Linked DNA regions of Homo sapiens: region 2 is linked to region 1. A link is a loop called in an ENCODE intact Hi-C map of the cell type or tissue named here. Cell type or tissue: PC-3. All regions are shown on one strand. Each heading gives the region's core, and the rest is flanking DNA. Links, peaks and the distances in the headings are about the cores only. Region 1 overlaps LSAMP (limbic system associated membrane protein). Region 2 overlaps LSAMP (limbic system associated membrane protein).

Region 1 (8,466 bases), core at 254-8,253:
GCATATTTTGATCAGGGAAAGTCTAGCAATGTGCCTGCGTTAACCTGTCACTGGCATAGGTGTGGGTAAGAATCTACATGTTCTAATGGATTCTAATGGATCTCTTAGGAAACAGATGCTCCCCTATGAATCAACTAGAGAAAGTTGATTACAAGAAGCATATAAAAAATTCCCAAATATTCTACTCTGTGAAGCTAATATCAGAAAAATTCAGATATGAAATATACATTTGCTTGAAATATCTTTAAAAAGCAAAACAGGTTGCCAGTTAAATGTTAAGTACTCCTCCCTATGCCTGTAATAAATCAACTTCTTTGTGAAATCCTAAAGATCTTAACAGTTGGGATTCCATTTTTCTTTAGGAAAAGAGAATGGAATTCTTATTTTGGACTCTTATTTCCTACCCATCACCTTCTGTAGGAGCAGAACATTCTGAGCACATTTTTGAAAATGTGGTTATGTGTTGCCATCTTGTGGTAATACTAAGACATGCTCCTACGTGCTGTGCAGATGAATCACCTTTGTCCACGAGGTGGCAATAGTGGGAGAAATAAACACTTTTTTTTTTTTTTCCAGTGTCAGGCCAGGCATGAAATAGTACTCTTTAAGAGGGGATTTTCTGTTGTTATAGACAGAATTTTTTTTTGCATTTAACACCTAAACATTATTTTTACTTTTCTAGTGAAAATGCAATCTCATGTTCGTGAATCGAACTGCATTGCCAGGGATATAATTTTTGCAGAGATTTCCAGGGCACCGTGCTTAGAACACAACCTGGAACCTATGATTTTTATGCCTTTCAGGAAGACTTCTAACTAAATATTAATCTTGCTTCAGCAAATACACTTAACAAATAAGTATGGCAGTGAAGGTACAAGGTATAATAGAGAAAGGTAAATCGACTGAAGCAATGCAAAACACAACACTGGGAGATTCTAGTATAGAGAATGTACTAGGCTTTCTGGAGAACCTTACCATCACATGCTTAGATCTTAGCTCCTGATGAGGTGGTAGAAGGAGACAATGGGGAAATGATTTAATATTAGGAAAGGCAAGTGCCTCGAGACATTTATTTAAGCTAATCTGTCCTTGATTTTTGACTTTCAGATTCATTACACCCAGCCACATTAGCCTGCACCATTAAAAACATTGATTCAACCTCTCTTATTGGCATAGACAATACATCTGCCTTGTTCACTACTCTATCCTCAGCTTGGTATTTCTCTAGCACAGAAGAATGGTCCAGTAGATATGCTGAAGAAATACCTGAATGCATAAATAAATAAGAAAATGAGAGACTGAATGAATCAATTAATACCTCAAGTGTTACCCTAGATAAGATTCTAGAGAGGGGAGATTCTATTTTCTTTTTAGAACCACGGTGCCTGAACCTAAGGTGAGATTATTCTTGGGAATTCACAGTTATTTGAAGAGCCAATGGGGCCAGGAGGTCCTTGCCTTATTTCCCAAATCCTGGCAGGTAGAACATTTTCTGGAGGGCTGAGCTTTATTTTAAAACACCTTCCTGACTAATAAAAATGTGAACTTTAACAAATAAAAGCCCAAGTTTCTTTTGAAGATTTATTCTTCTTCTTACCCTTTACTATGATCTCTTGCTCTTATCTCTCACTACGTGATGTGATTTTTTTCTCTTTCTCTGTCTCTCTCTCTCCCCCTCCCTCCATCCACATCTCTGAAAAAATTCAAGTGAGTGTTGCAAAGATGAAAGATGCTCCATTGGAAACTCTACAGTTTATAGTTTGGGAACTCCCTCATTATCTTAGGAAATCTTCATATCTTTATGTGTGGAAAATTTTGGCATTTTGCTTTCTTTGAGTTATATCTGGGAGATGAAGTGAGGGTACAACACATTCATAAGGAAAAGAATTGACGTTTAGTGCTTTCAGTCTTGACTTTTGACAACTTTTCTCTAATCCTCTACTTATAAGAGTTCATTTGCATTCACATGTAGGTAACGTAGAGTTTGGGGAGTTTATATTGTTTGCACAGTTGTTCTAATTCTAGGGTATTTACTTGAAAACAAATGTCTTATTTTTCAACCTGCTGCAGCCATTTGAAAAAGAAAACATTATCTCTATGTGTGTGACATAAGTCTTTCTATAAGGCTAACCCTCTGATGTGCTGCAGGTTTTGAAAATGACATAAGAATAATTAATGGCACTTTTAAAATTCTGGGCCAGAGTTAGTAAGAGTGTGTGTTTGCAGAAGTGGGACAGGAAAAGGTCCAAATTCAGTAGGGATTTTATCCTCCAGTTCCTGAAAATTGCAGAAAGGGGCAGGGTTAAAATTATTAAGAAATGTAATAAAAGAAACAGAGGAGGAGATCATACCTGCTGCTGCTTCCTCACTGATGCCAAGGACCTGAGGCATAACATTTGTAAGATTCTGCCATGGAAATTTATGGGTTTTGCCCTCTGACTTCTGTTTATTTATTTATTGGCCAAATTTTTGAAAAATAAAACCTTTATAATTATAGTGGCTTAAAAGGGAGCAATTTTTATTAATTCAATTTTCAAGCCACACTTTGAAAGCTATTAACTTCTTTCTCACAGATTTCTTCACTCAGAGGCTTTAGGGATTAGCAGCTTGTACTTGTAAATATTATTTTTTTCTTTTGCCATAGAAAAGTATTTGCCTTGTGATTCATATTTGAATTATTAGAGCTTTTGATATTCTCCCATGTATGATATTCATGTTGTATAAACCTCAATGTCAAATATTTCTAGAATAATGTTTTCTGAGAATCAAAGTACTCATTCTGGGGCTAGTGAAGTAAGAAAAGAGTCAAAATAGAGAAATGGATTTGAATCTCAATCTTGAGATTCTTCCTATATTTTTTTCTTTTCTTTCTTTCTTCTTTCTCTCTTTCTTTCCTTCTTTTTTTTTTTTTTTTTGACAGAGTTTCGCTCTTTTTGCCCAGGCTGGAGTGCAATGGCCCGATCTCGGCCCACCACAACCTCCATCTCCCAAGTTCAAGCAATTATCCTGCCTCAGCCTCCCGAGTAGCTGGGATTACAGGCATATACCACCATGCTTAGCTAATTTTGTATTTTTAGTAGAGATGGAGTTTCTCCATGTTGGTCAGGCTGGTCTCAAACTCCCAACCTCAGGTGATCTGCCCGCCTTGGCCTCCCAAAGAGCTGGGATTACAGGTGTGAGCCACTGCCCCCGGCCTTCCTATTTTCTTAGTTAATAGGTGGACCATTGCCCTCATGACTAAGAGTATACATCAAACCAGCTGAGAAAACTAAGCAATCTTAGCATGTCATCAATATTTGAGAAAGGAAGTTGGCCTCCCTTAGCTAGATTTGGGCCAGCAAGGAATGCTACACTTTACTTTCAAATACCGCTAAAGGCTTTTCTTCTTTATAGTTGTCTGTGACTAGAAATGGACTTCAGTTTGGTGCTCTGTCAGAGTAAATAATGACATAGGCATGAGTAGACAGTACCAGAATACTGCAGCCCTAGACAGATGGTGTTAATTCCTTGTTGAATGAATGAATGAAACCAAACTAAAATAATGCTGGTATAATTTCTTGTTGAAAAACGTGAATAAAATATTTGGGCCTCACTCCTTATATCAAATATTCTATAGTGAATAGAATGTGAAAAAATGCTTAAATTGTCATTGGATTAAAAAGAACACATCTATTAAAGGAAAAATATTAATGCGCCAACTTGGAGAGAGAACATATGAGCCCCCACATCTGAAAGGAGGACTCTTACTGGGGATCCTGGAGGTGCATGAGGGAAATCCCTTGTGAGTCAATATTTGACTAAGACCTGAAAGCACTTTGGGTGTGCACATCACTGTGGAGAGCACCCTGGCCCAGGTAGGAGGGCAGCTCCTGGGCCTGCCTCTGCTATAACCTTGAACGAATAACAGAAACATGCCCAGCTTCTGAGAGCATGGAAAAATAGAAGACATTTTATGTTTTTAACTTGAACATTCTGTAGTACACTGGCAGCTCAAACATTCAGACAAAACATTTGTTTATATTGCATTAATGGTGTTATCTCTAAGGAGAGGGATTACACAGGAGCTTTATTTTCTTCTTTATAGTTTCATATTTTTCAAATTCTTCCATAATGAGAATGCATAACATTTATTATCAGAATAGAAAACTATTTGTAAAAACAAATCAATGCATTTTTTTAAAAAAAACCTTTAAATGTGGAGAAAAGGAAATAATCATTTTCTGATTATTTGGCATTGGCATTAGTTTGACAACATTACAAGGAGAATAAATTTTTTCTCCATTTTTCAGCTGGGAGATACCATGTAGTAAAGCAAAAGAGAAGCTAAGATGGGTGAATCCTAATTTCCAAAGCAACATGGTCTTAACAGCAATGCAATAAAAAATGTTATCATACAGGTTGATGAGGTCCTACTGACCAGAGGCTTGATGTACTGGGTATTGTCGTATAAAGTAAGTATAGGTGCATGATTTGACTTTAACCATTATGGGCTTTGCTCAATGGTGATACGGATTGTTACAGAAAGAGCAGTCTCACTAAACACTCTCAACATAAAGAGAATGCTTTCTTAAGTCTCTTGCACCAAGTCAGCTTTCTTACATTTTGAGAGTTTCTTATTTAGCCTGAGAGGTTTAGTTTTTAATAATCAATGAATTGAAATGTTCCAGAATGCCAAAGAGGCTAAGTTTAATAAAGGGGTTTCTCTGGGCTATGCCACCTGAAAATATGTGTAAGATTAGATAAATCCCAGAAGTAAATTTATTTGGATCAGCTGTCAGTAAGGTACTCAGGACTAGACATGCAGTTTCTGTCTTAAAGAAGAAACAGGTTTCTCTGCCCTTGTGCCTAAAATGCACCTTGGCCCTTGTCTATGGGTGCAAACTGGCCCTTTGACCTTTGTTGTAATTAAGAGACCAGCCAACTCATTTAATAAAGAACTATATTCCAGGCCAGTTGCTGTGACTCATGCCTGTAATCCCAGTAATCCCAGCACTTTGGGAGGCCAAGACGTGCAGATCACGAGGTCAGGAGTTTGAGACCAGCCTGGCCAACATGGTGAAACCCCATCTCTACTAAAGATACAAAAAATTAGCCGGGTGTGGTGGCATGCACCTGTAATCCCAGCTACTCGGGAGGCTGAGGCAGGAGAATCGCTGGAACCCAGGAGGCGGAGGTTGCAGTGAGCAGAGATTGCACCGTTGAGTCATTGCACTCCAGCCTGGGTGACAGGGCGAGACTCCGTCTTAAAAAAAAAAAAAAAAAAGAACTAGCTTCCGGACCTAAATCTACTTAGTTGTTGATTCTTCTTAGTTGTTAAAACATAAAATAGATTATATATGTCATATTTGTGTTTAAAAACATAAATTTTATGTATACTCTAAAGCCTTTTGTACTTTCATTTATCTGACTTGGTAAGAAAGATTAAAAATGCAGGTTTGGATAGGTCTCCAGAGATTTACATTCTTTCTGGTCTTACCCCTCACTTTCTATTTTCCAGCCCCAAATTGTGAATTTCTGATCTATTTTTGAATACATTTTAAATTTAAAATCCTAAGGCATGCAAGACCATCTTTAATCTACGTAATATGCCTTTTCATTTTGTATGTTTTAAAATCAAAACCATTCAAATAACATGAAACGAGGTAACTGGCCTGCAGAATTTGAATGCAAAGATAACAAGTGAATTTGTGAGATTTCCCAGGGTTTTTAAAGCTCCTGGAAATAAGGAGATAAGGGATTAAAAAATGTTGGTATGCTCTGAGTCACCCTTGGACCTACCTCTATTGCACTAACTACCGCAGTGCAGAACTTGGTAAATGTAGTTCTGCTTTGGACTACTTCCAGCAACATTATTCTTTGGAGTTCCAGAATGCTTCAATAACAAGTTTGGTTTATCTATAACTCCTGCTATGTCAGTGACTCCAAATATAACATTATAGCCAGGTCCTTGTGCAACTCTCTGAAAATACTGATGGCTCCTTACAACCTATTTCTACAACTAAAATAAAAACCTACCATCAAACCTCCTTACTGAAAAGCTGCAAGTTTTCTCTAGACATTCTGCTAAATAACAGGCTGTCAGTATCCTCCAGAAAGCTAAACCTAAATACTAATACCTACCACACAGTACATAATATCCATGTGTGACCATACAATTAAGCCCACAAGTGCTTTTCCTGGTCCTGAGTGTAATATAGGTGAAAATGCCCAATCTCTAACCTTTATTTTTATTTTTCTAGAAATTATCTTTATTTTTTAAACTTGATGTATTCGTATAAGGTATAAAGATCAAATGAGGGTAATTGGGATATCCATCACTTTAAATATTTATATTTTCTTTATGCTAGAAATGTAGAAATCTTTGAAGTATTCTAGCTATTCTGAAATGTACATACATTGTTGTAAATTATAGAAATTCCTCACCTTTAACTCCACTGGTTTATCATGTTTATTTCTTTTTGTAAACAGGCCAGATGCAAGACAGGATAAACTCTTACGTAAAAAATATTATTTTTCTAGATTTAAAAAATTTATTAGGCTTTATAGTGGATCCCTGTGAGTTAAGTTCTTTCTGGATTCTAGACCTTTGCAGGTAGTGGGTTGTCGTTCTCTTCCCCTGCTTCTTCTCTTTCTGTCTTTTATTTTTATTTTTATTTTTATTTTTATTTGAGACAGAGTCTCGATCTGTCACCCAGGCTGGAGTGCAGTGGCGCAATCTTGGCTCACTGCAAGCTCTGCCTCCTGGGTTCACATCATTCTCTTGCCTCAGCCTCCTGAGTAGCTGGGACTACAGGCACCTGCCACCACGCCCGGCTAATTTTTTGTATTTTTTAGTAGAGACGGGGTTTCACCGTGTTAGCCAGGATGGTCTCAACCTCCTGAACTTGTGATTCAGCCTCCCAAAGTGCTGGGATTACAGGCATGAGCCACCACGCCTGGCCTGTTTCTGTCTTTTAAACTTCACTTTCACCTGGAAGTCTTCCCCCATTAGCCCAGACTAGCTAATGTGCCCTGGTTTGTTCTCCCCAAACACCTACCAGTTATCTTCACATGGACTTAAAGTTTACTGTGGTTGCTTAGTTCATTAAGTACTTCTCCATTTGGTCTGTAAACCCTCTTAGTGCAGAGGCTGTACCTGCTTCATTCTCCTTTGTCATCCCCAAAACCCGGCTCAGAGCAAATACTAAGATATTTCTTTGAGTAAATGAATGGTGTCGTCAAGATATTGTGCATGTCAAATTAACTTAACCTGTGCCAAAAAATGAGTTTTTAACTGCCTATCAAGAATGTAACCTCTTTCTTGTGTTCCTAATGATTAGAAATCATAATGAAAAGAAAACGTGACCTCTAAAAGAAACTCTACAAAGCAAAGGCAAGAGCAAGTGGAGAGTACATCTAAATACAGAAAAAAAATCATACTATTTACGAGTTAGAATGGGAAGGTTGATCTCCCAACGGAAGACCAGCCTCCAATTAATGGGATCATTCCGTCTTTTTTTTTTTTTTTTTTTTAAGCACTGCTGCACTTAACAGCTGTCAGCGATAAACTTACCTGTGTTCTGGAACTTCAAGGGAGAAAAATAAAACAAATTTCCCAAGTTACTCTAGCTTGCAATTCAACAGAGAAGTGCAAGTTACTGCTTGGTTTCATTTTGTTTGCTTTGTTTTGTTTCTAGCTATTTCTGCTCTCCAAATATCCCCAGCTTCCAACTCATACAAAACCCACACGTATAGTTGAAAAACCACTGTAGGATGGCCAAGCAAGTTTCCAACATAAAACATGGCTGGGAATGCTTGCTGCTGTGTGAGCTAAGGAGCATGGGATGGTAAACAGAATGGACACTTGGCCAAGGCACGGTTATTTTCTACTGCTTTTTTTTTTTTTTTTCTACAGGATGCTACTATTGCCTCCAAATGTCTTTTTAGGCTTTTTAGGCAGTTAAAAAGGTCATACTGAGATTCCGAGGTTTAGAAGGTGGGTGCTTAAGTCAGAATCTTTATTGCGAGTATGGGGCAGATAAAAAGTAGAATGAACTATTAGCTGTGATTGATAGTAAAGAGACTATGTCAGTGGTAATGTCTGGGTGCTAATCATAGGTATGTGTTACAGAGATGTGGGAAGCATTTTCTTTTACAATCAGCACAGTGATAAGCGAAACTATAGAGTAAACTATGGCAGTGCTTGGCTCCCCAGGGTCCAATTAGGAAGCATGATAAATGACTTGTAAGGTCTCTTCCCCACTGATCTGTGGTGGATATAAGCTGACATTCTCCGTGGAGTCCTAGTGAGTAGTCTGCCTACTCCCATCATACATCTCAGTACATAGGAACACCTTAAATTGGAATTCCAAACTCATTATGCCATGCTGTGTTCTTACTTGGCAGGTGTGTTTCTTCACAGCAGTATACAAGGGGAGGTGTAAGGTGGGATCTCTCATACTGATTTTTTCCCCATCAAGGTGCTTT
Region 2 (8,466 bases), core at 216-8,215, 54 kb after region 1:
TACAGAAAATCTCTATAATTTAGTTTGCTGTAAAATCGAGGTTATAATATCAGTTGTGATGACCTATAAGATTGCTAAGAAGTTCAAAAGAGATAATACATGCAAATTACCAGGTATCACATCTGTAAGTAAATGCCCACAGTTATATTTAATAGCTTTCTTGTCCTAGCCTGCTGGAGAGCCTCTAGCTTGCTTCCCATTTGTTCCCTCTAAAGATCACCCCAGGATTTGACCTTCCACGTAGGAATCAGTCTATGATGGTGCATTTCTGAAGGCACTGACTACTACCCATTTGCAGGATGCAGAGCCTCTATGTAATAAGAAATATATTACACTCTGAGCTTCTGCCCTTTTCTAAGTTTATCTTTCTCTCTTGGAGCCTTTTCATAGTTTTTATTATATATTTACATCTAATGAAGACTTGAATATTGCCTCTGAATATTGCAAAACATCAGTTTTGTTTGATATAACAGAGTTGGAGCTTTTAGATTTCAGCACGTAGATTGATTAATGTAAACGGCACATGCTGTCTCTCCTCCTCCAAAAAGACATTCCTTTCTCTTTCTGGGTTCCTTCTCCTCAGTCTTTGGGAACCAGCTCCAATGCCCTCTCCTTTAGGAAGTCTGTCTCAGCATCTTTCCTTCTCCTGCTTCTTCTTCCTAAGCCCTGCTTGAAACTATCCCTATTCTCAACCCCTAGGTTTTTGTCTTGTTTTGTTTTGTCTCTATTCTCTCAAAAAATTTGTTCATGCGGTGATTGTAGCACAAATCAGGCTGTACTATCATCATTTGTATACATTTTGTCTCCCCAGCTATACCATAAGATTTGTAAAGTCTCTGCTCCAGGCCCATTTATCTATATATTCCCCCATTGCTTCATTGACTTGTACATTTATTTATACATACAATTAAATATATTATTGAGTGCCTATTACAGGCCAGACCCTGCACTAGATGCTGAGTGAAGACACAGTGGTGAATAAACCAGCCTGTCTTCAACTTCATGAAGCTACCATCTAAATGTATGTATGTACGTTATTTAAGCCTAAGTTATAACTCTATTCAGTGTGAAGCAGGCAAGATATCTCGAGTGAAAGAGTGGATAAAAGAGAGTTTTCACTTGGTTAGGGAGGTTAAGAAGGATCACCTAAGAAAAAGCCACTGAAGTGGAGATCCAAAGGAGAAGTATTTTCTTCTCAAATGAGGAATTTTCAGCACATAGAAGGTACTTTAAAAAAAAAAAGAGAATGAACGTTTTCCTCAAATTAAACAGACACATTTAATAAAAATAGCTGTTATTTACCTAAGGCTTTCTACACACATCAATATTATCTCAGGTAATTCTCAACCATATGAGAGAACATCGTTTCTTTTATTTCTTTTTATAACAAATTCAAAAGATAGATTAGGAATTGGATAGTGAGTAAAAGGTAACACAAACTATCTACTACTTTCAATCCCAATCACAAATTATTCTAGAGGTCCTTACCCAAATATTTTCCTCAGAAGAGATGTTATCTTTTTCCTTTCCATCAGAAGAAGCGAGGCGAGTAACCTTAACCTAACATTTGAATGTATTTGTCCCAAATATATTCTTTAACTTCACTTCCTGAATAAGATTTTCCTCCTGCTCTCACTCATTGCTGTACCGAAATATTTAATTGAGTGAAATATTAAAGTAGGGGTTTGATAAGTGGCTGCTGCATTTTATTTTAACGAATGTGATGGGTTATCAAAATTGCTGCACTGTAGCCGTCTCTCTATAAATAGAAACCTATTACTAAAGGGTTCAGAATAATTACAATATTATCCCAAATATCACTATGTGCTAGGCCTGTCACATAGTAGATACTCAATAAATGATGACTCCTTAATGATGAATCTCAAATAATTTTTCTTTGACAAGCTATTGCTATTGTGACTGAATATTCATGTGAGGGGTCACTTCCAGGGTTAAAGACTGTGGTCAAAGGAGCAGGCAAAGCTCGCTAGATTAGGGAAATTGTCCTCATTGTTCTTACCTCATTAGCATTATTTCCAGGGTTCTTGAGCCCAATACCAAAAATAGGCCTTATGATTGTGTTAAAAAAAAATCATAGTTCCCATCTACATGAACACAAGCTTGGAAGAGTGGAAATAGATATATATTTTGAAATAACTTTTAAAAATGTGATCCTGAATGAGCTCTATACAACAATATTTTTCTACTGAAATTTAGAAACAACATCCCCAATGCCTTAAGTACCATTAACAGCAGGCTTCTGATGTATTTTTATAAAGGCAAAATTCTCCCCTAACTTCCACAAACAGGTAATTGATTTTTTTCTTTTATTTTAATTCTTAGAGCATTGAGAAATTTCTTTCTGTTCCCAACTATAATGAGAGCTCTGTTGAGGAGATTTGTCTCTGTAGCTAATTTTTCATGCTTATCAGTCATAGGGTTATCTTCATTTTAACACCCTTACTGATTCAGATATTTTGCATGAATTATCTGCATTAGTCCTGTAGAGGATTTCAAACTTACTCAGTAATGCCTGCAGTTCCTCATTCACTTTTGCTAAAAGAAACTGTTCTGATTTAAAAAAAAAAAAAGGAAAAAGCTTTTTTTTTTTTTTTTTAAGGCTACAAATAATACCCTCAGTTTGCATAGGGATCATTAACTTTCCTTGACAGAGGTTTAATTTCCATCAGACATTTTACACACTCTGACCAGTAATGCATTCAGACTCACCAACCAGTCCTGCTAAGAAATGAGTGTGTATTGGTAGTGTTTAACTGTAAAATGGGACCAAGAAGCCAAGCACTGTCTGCCACTGAGTACGAGGTTACTATTGATTTCTATCTTACTCTTTTACTCCACTGATTTGATTTCTATTAAAATTCTGCCACAGGTTCATTCTCTGGGTCAACTCTGCCATCACAACCATGTGCAGTGACTTCACCCAGGTTTCTGTCATCATGATTTTACTCTTAAGATCTCCTCATCCAGCGCTTTCTAGTTATTCTAGAATTCTTGTTACAACCACCCCTCAGCAGGTTTATCTACCCCTCTTTCATTCTATTTTTTTCTTCCTATATTCTTCTCTTATCCATTGTGATCATACATGTGTGAGGAAAAATATGTTGGGATTCTAAAATGCCATCTAAGTCCCTGAGTTATGATTCTGAGAAGACACGGATAGTTCTTCATCATCAGGAGAGCAATATTAATGAATTCTTTCTTCTTATAGTTTTTCTTCATAAGAACTGTCCACACTCTCTCCCCTCCCTAACTCGCCCCTTCCATTTTGGAAGCTTTCCAGCAATAAAGCAGAAGGAGGCAGTCTGAGAAAGGTTAGGCAAACACAACAATATTACCGGAATAAGTAACATATTGCTCATTAAACATTTAAAATCAACAGTTGCTTGCTCGATCTGCCAATATTTTGAGAAATGCCAGTTTTACTGCTAGGTGCCACTTGGCTTGAGCTTCTTAATTCATGATTTGTGAACTGACATCCGGGATAACAAAACCTTATTCCAGTTAGAATTTTGCCATCAAGAGAAAAGCTGAAATATCACAACACAAAGCTCCCTGTTTTTTTTTTCTCCTTCCTGCCTCCTTCCTCCCTCCCACCCTCATGCCTCTGCCTTCATTCCAGAAACAAATGGATGTGTTAAAACAGTGAAATGTGTTTGTGGAAGATAAATAGTTTATCTTAAATATACTGTTGTAGTGTCAAACCGAGTCTCAAATACATGTACATATTTTATTCACAGACATAACATTTCAAAATGAGTAGCTTTTTTCTTTTTCAAACATTTATACATGAGCGTAATGCCTACAAAAAATAAAAACAGAACGACAATGTAGCTCAGATCTTATCAGCATTATGTGCTAATCTCATCAAGAGCACGGGCCCAGAGTGTAGTATTTTGTTTCAAAAAAAGGCATCCCTTCCCTACTAGAAGCAGAGGAAAGTTTCTGGACTTTTAACACATCTCTCTCTTTTCCCTCAAATATTTTGAAGCTTTGTTTTATTTTCACTTTGCTGCCACAAATGTGATATCCTGGCCAAAGCTTCTAATCACGTGGGCATGCTTTCTGTGTCCTTCAGCAAGGGAATAATTTGGTCTGTTGGAGCATCAGAAACTATGCATCTGGTGCTATGATATTTTGGGGAGGGGGGTTGCAAAAATTTTTTAAAATGTGGTTCCCATCCTTAGGTAGATCACAGGCTACTGAAGAGACAGCTAAGCAAGCAAATGATGACACGTAGCAATAAGCACAGTAACCAAGCTGTTTTGACCTACTACAGTCAGGATTTTAAACTTAATAGGAAAGAAGGTGTGCCATCAGGCCAATGAGCTCCATCTCCCTGGGCCATACGCGGAGACACGATTGTTCTGCAGTATATGTGAAGTGTGGGAGTACCAATGCTGATTTGATAAGATGAGGATTCTTGGCATCCACAGTCTTAAATGTGGTAATCAGAACTCAGAAAGGGGAATATCACAGAAAAGTGAGACTCTTGATGAATGTCCTCCCAGAACAGTAATCTCTTAGCATGAGGCCATCTAGAAAGATGGAGACCAAGGGAAAGGTGAAGGAGGGCACTTTGTACCAAGCCTACTACCACTGGTTATGGGATATGTTACATTTAAGAAACACAATGATGAAGTATTGTTGTTCTGGTTATAAAGAGTGACAAACAAGGAAGAGATAAGAAAACGCATCTGCCTCAGACATTATTAACCAATAAAAGATTTACTTGATACTTTGAGAACATGCTATTCTTTTTTTTTTTTTTTTTTTTTTTTTTTTGACAGACTCTTGCTCTGTTACCCAGGCTGGAGTGCAGTGGTACGATCTCAGCTCACGGCAACCTCCGCTTCCTGGCTTCAAGCGATTCTCTTGTCTCAGCCTCCAGAGTAGCTGGAACTACAGGCATGCACCACCATGCCAGGCTAATATTTATATTTTTAGTAGAGATGGGATTTCATCATGTTGGCCCGGCTGCTCTAGAACTCCTGGCCTCAAGAGATCCACCTGCCTCAGCCTCCCAAAGTGCTGGGATTACAGGCGTGAGCCACCACATTCAGGTGAGAACATGCTATTCTAATAGAATTGTAATAATAATAACAACAACAATGGTGGCCCATGTCACCAATTCCAGGAGTTAGAATTACTTGGGAATGCTATGTGTATGGCAGCTATAAAGGATATGATAGATCTGATTAGTTTTGGTGAATTATGGGGTCAACTTGAGTAGTGGAGACTGATGCTTCTGAAGCCTTGGTATTTGCCATGTCTGTAAGTTGAATACATTACTCCAAAGCTGCAGGACACATGTCTCAAAATGTTGATGAAAGTTACATGACAGCAAATTTATAATAGGCCCTACATAATCACTCTCATGCCTTTGGGGCTGCAAGTTCAGTCAAGTTTATGTCATTATTACCATTCCTTGGGCTTACAGAGGACAAATTTTATGATCCAAGAAGTACAAATCCAGCCAAGCAAGTAAATGGGTTCAGATTTATTGTGAAGATACACTTATCTACCCTTTTCTGTTACCCATGACACAGATCTACAAATGTGTACATTTAACAATATTAATGGAAATTGTCAATTTCAAATTACCCAAGCCATTGGAGACTTGGAATATCATAAATACACAAATAAAACCCAAAGATAAAGTTTAAACTTTATACTAGTAAAGAATTTCAAGTTCCACTCCAGTCACTGAAACATTTATTAGTTATATCAGGTGGAAATACTGACTAATATGGGTTTTATAAATTTATATAGATGTTGTATGTATTGGTTTATACTGTAAATAATAAATAAAAAGCTGACATTAGAAGGTAGAAAGAGACGTAGTCATTCACTCATCCATCAAGAAAACATATCATTAGTGCCTATAACATGCTCCATTAAGCATGGGCTGTACCAATGGAGGGCAGGGTTCTTGTCCTTCAGGGGCTCACAGTTGAGTGACAATTTTAAGACTAGTAGTTACCCCTGAACAATTTAAAATTGGCTAATTGGCTAAGCCAATGTGTAGATGAGAAATAATGGCATCTTATTAAGAAAGAGACTAACTTTTCACAAAAGAGGCCTGGGTAAAACTCAGAGCCATGGGATATAAGCCCTGGGTACTACAAATATAGCCTTCCTTTTCAGGTTCTTTATTAAAAATTTTTATGGTAATCCCTATATCACAGATCAAAACCCTTAATGTGAGTTTAAAATGTTAGCATAAAACATAAGCTTGGTGTTTGTGAATCTGAATTCATTCAATTTATCATTGAAAAAAATTCTAATTAGGTATAAGAATTAAGAACCAGCAAAGAAACACAAAGGTAAAAATAAAAAGATCTTACAGATTTGAATACACTGAATGCAACAGATATTCCAAGGACAAACTCTAATGCCTAAACCAACATACACTGGGATAGCAGAGTGGATATCAGTGATTTCTCCGGTGACCATTTCTGTGTCACTATTCTCTGGACACACTGATTGATCCAAGAGAGAAAAATGACTTAGGCTAGACTAATAAAACTCTCTCCTGGAAATGTGAAACTTGAATGGAGTGTCTCAGATAACGAGTTTCATTAATGGCATCATGTTATAGAGAAACTCCCCAAACAACTCCTTCTTAAGAGTTGCCTTATTTTGCCTTATAAAGAATATATTGTTCCATTTTTCCTTTAAATTTATAATTTACTTCAAATTCTTAAATTTTGTTTTGCCTTTTGTCAGGCGAGTTAGTTTCTGTTGTTTACAATCAAAGGGCACCAACAAATATAAATATTTGACAACCAAATTTTCCTCTTGAGATGCTCTTGAAAACAACTTTAATATCCCAGGGTCTCTATTTTAATAAAGGACTACGCTGAAAATTCTGTTTGTTTACCAAAACTTCTAAATCACTGGGAAAACATAAGGTCAGGATTATGAGTAAAATTAATGTAACCACTGAGTAAATAGAGAATATTTTTAATAAGTTTGAAAATCAGATTAAAAGATCATGGTTACTTTGAGGCCTAAACATTAAAAATCTGCTATATTAAAATAATGTACATAGGCTGGGTGTGGTGGCTCATGCCAGTAATCCCAGCACTTTGGGAGGCTGAGGCGGGAAGATCATTTGAGGTCAGGAGTTCGAGACCAGCCCGGCCTACCAACATGGTAAAACCCTGTCTCTACCAAAAATACAAAAAAATGAGCCAGGTGTGGTAGCGGGCACCTGTAATCCCAGCTACTTGGGAGGCTGAGGCATGAGAATCCATTGAACCCAAGAGGCCGAGGTTGCAGTGAACCGATTGTGCCACTGCACTCCAGCCTGGGCAATAGAACAAAACTCTGTCTCAAAAATAAATAAATAAATAAATAAATAAATAAATAAAATACTGTACATAGTGCCATTATGTGCCATTTCCAGTAAGATCTGTCATCCTTACACCCAAGTTATTAATATCATACTTCAACAAGTAGTGTTTTTACAGTTTGCCACTTGCATTCATAAATGCTGCTGCCGCTAAGGGTGGCATGTGACCATGTTCATGAAAAGTGTTATGCACATAACCATTGCTCTTTGCCAGCCTGGACACTCTTGAAAACCTCCTGAGCATTAGTAAATCAAATTGTCACACCTGTGCCTTCTAACATTTGAGGACTAGCTTGGACCCATTTAGAAAAAGCAATCCATATTTGGATGTTACTTGTCTACTCTGTATTTCCAATTCTTTTGTGAGTATTATAGAGTCATTCTGCATTGTTTTCAGCCTTGCAGTGTGCTAGGTTAGTATTTCTTCCACCGACCTTGTTAATCATCTCATCCATACAGTTGCTTATGAATAGTGTTGCCTTCCTTGTCAATAAGAGCTATATTAAGAGCAAGCATCCTTTTACTGCTTCTTGACTGGTTGTGTTCTTGGACTTGGCGGTTGTTTATATTCACTTGCTACTTAAGTGTGGGTTCTAAAATGACACTGATTAAGCCAGATGGGATATGTGCAGTGTGTTGAATAAGATTCATTGCCATAAAGACAAATTGGAAAATATCATCCTTCCCATAAAATGTGAATTTGTTTTAGAGTCAGATTGGGTCATACCCATCCCTTCACTCATCTAATAAATATTTATTGATTATTGCAGTAGATGCCTTAAATACCCAGTCCAGATTCCCTTTCCTGAACGTGCACCTGTCTCTCAGCTGTTCTTAGAACTGTGATTAGTAACATCCACCTGGGGCCCTCTCTGGAGAATTGCTGGTGGATGATAGCCAATATGTCCAGAAATTCCTGGCTGGTTACAATTTCCCTGCTCCCAAGTGATTAATGATAGACTGTTTCAAGGTTTAAAAAGTGAAGCCCCTTGTCTCAAGGTGAGAAAACTCTGCAGTGCTATTTACAATATAGAGCATCACCATGTATCAGGACAAGGTGAGAGTTTTCCTAAGGCAATATTCTTTTTTGA

Evidence for each region. A loop is a pair of places that touch in the nucleus more often than their neighbours do. Peaks named below come from ENCODE experiments on the same cell type or tissue, not always from the same donor. Only the 100,000 strongest peaks of a DNase experiment are listed, where the experiment ranks them.
Region 2: it touches region 1 in a loop (3-fold over the local background); 2 of 110 quality-filtered maps call a loop at or near these places.

Annotation. Positions count from the first base shown.
Region 1 is chr3:115,819,465-115,827,930 of GRCh38, forward strand. All of the region lies in intron 6 of LSAMP (limbic system associated membrane protein), which reads right to left. All of the region lies in intron 1 of LOC124906269 (a long non-coding RNA gene), which reads left to right. Among named protein-coding and RNA genes, the nearest start is that of SNORD155, 81 kb to the right of the region's middle. RefSeq lists an enhancer at 522-641. In PC-3, for the core only: a CTCF peak has its summit at 515; DNase peaks (open chromatin) are centred at 497 and 3,347; H3K27ac peaks cover 1,447 bases.
Region 2 is chr3:115,873,679-115,882,144 of GRCh38, forward strand. All of the region lies in intron 3 of LSAMP (limbic system associated membrane protein), which reads right to left. The region is part of intron 1 of LOC124906269 (a long non-coding RNA gene); the gene reads left to right. Among named protein-coding and RNA genes, the nearest start is that of SNORD155, 27 kb to the right of the region's middle. In PC-3, for the core only: no CTCF peak of the experiment used is centred there; no DNase peak of the experiment used is centred there.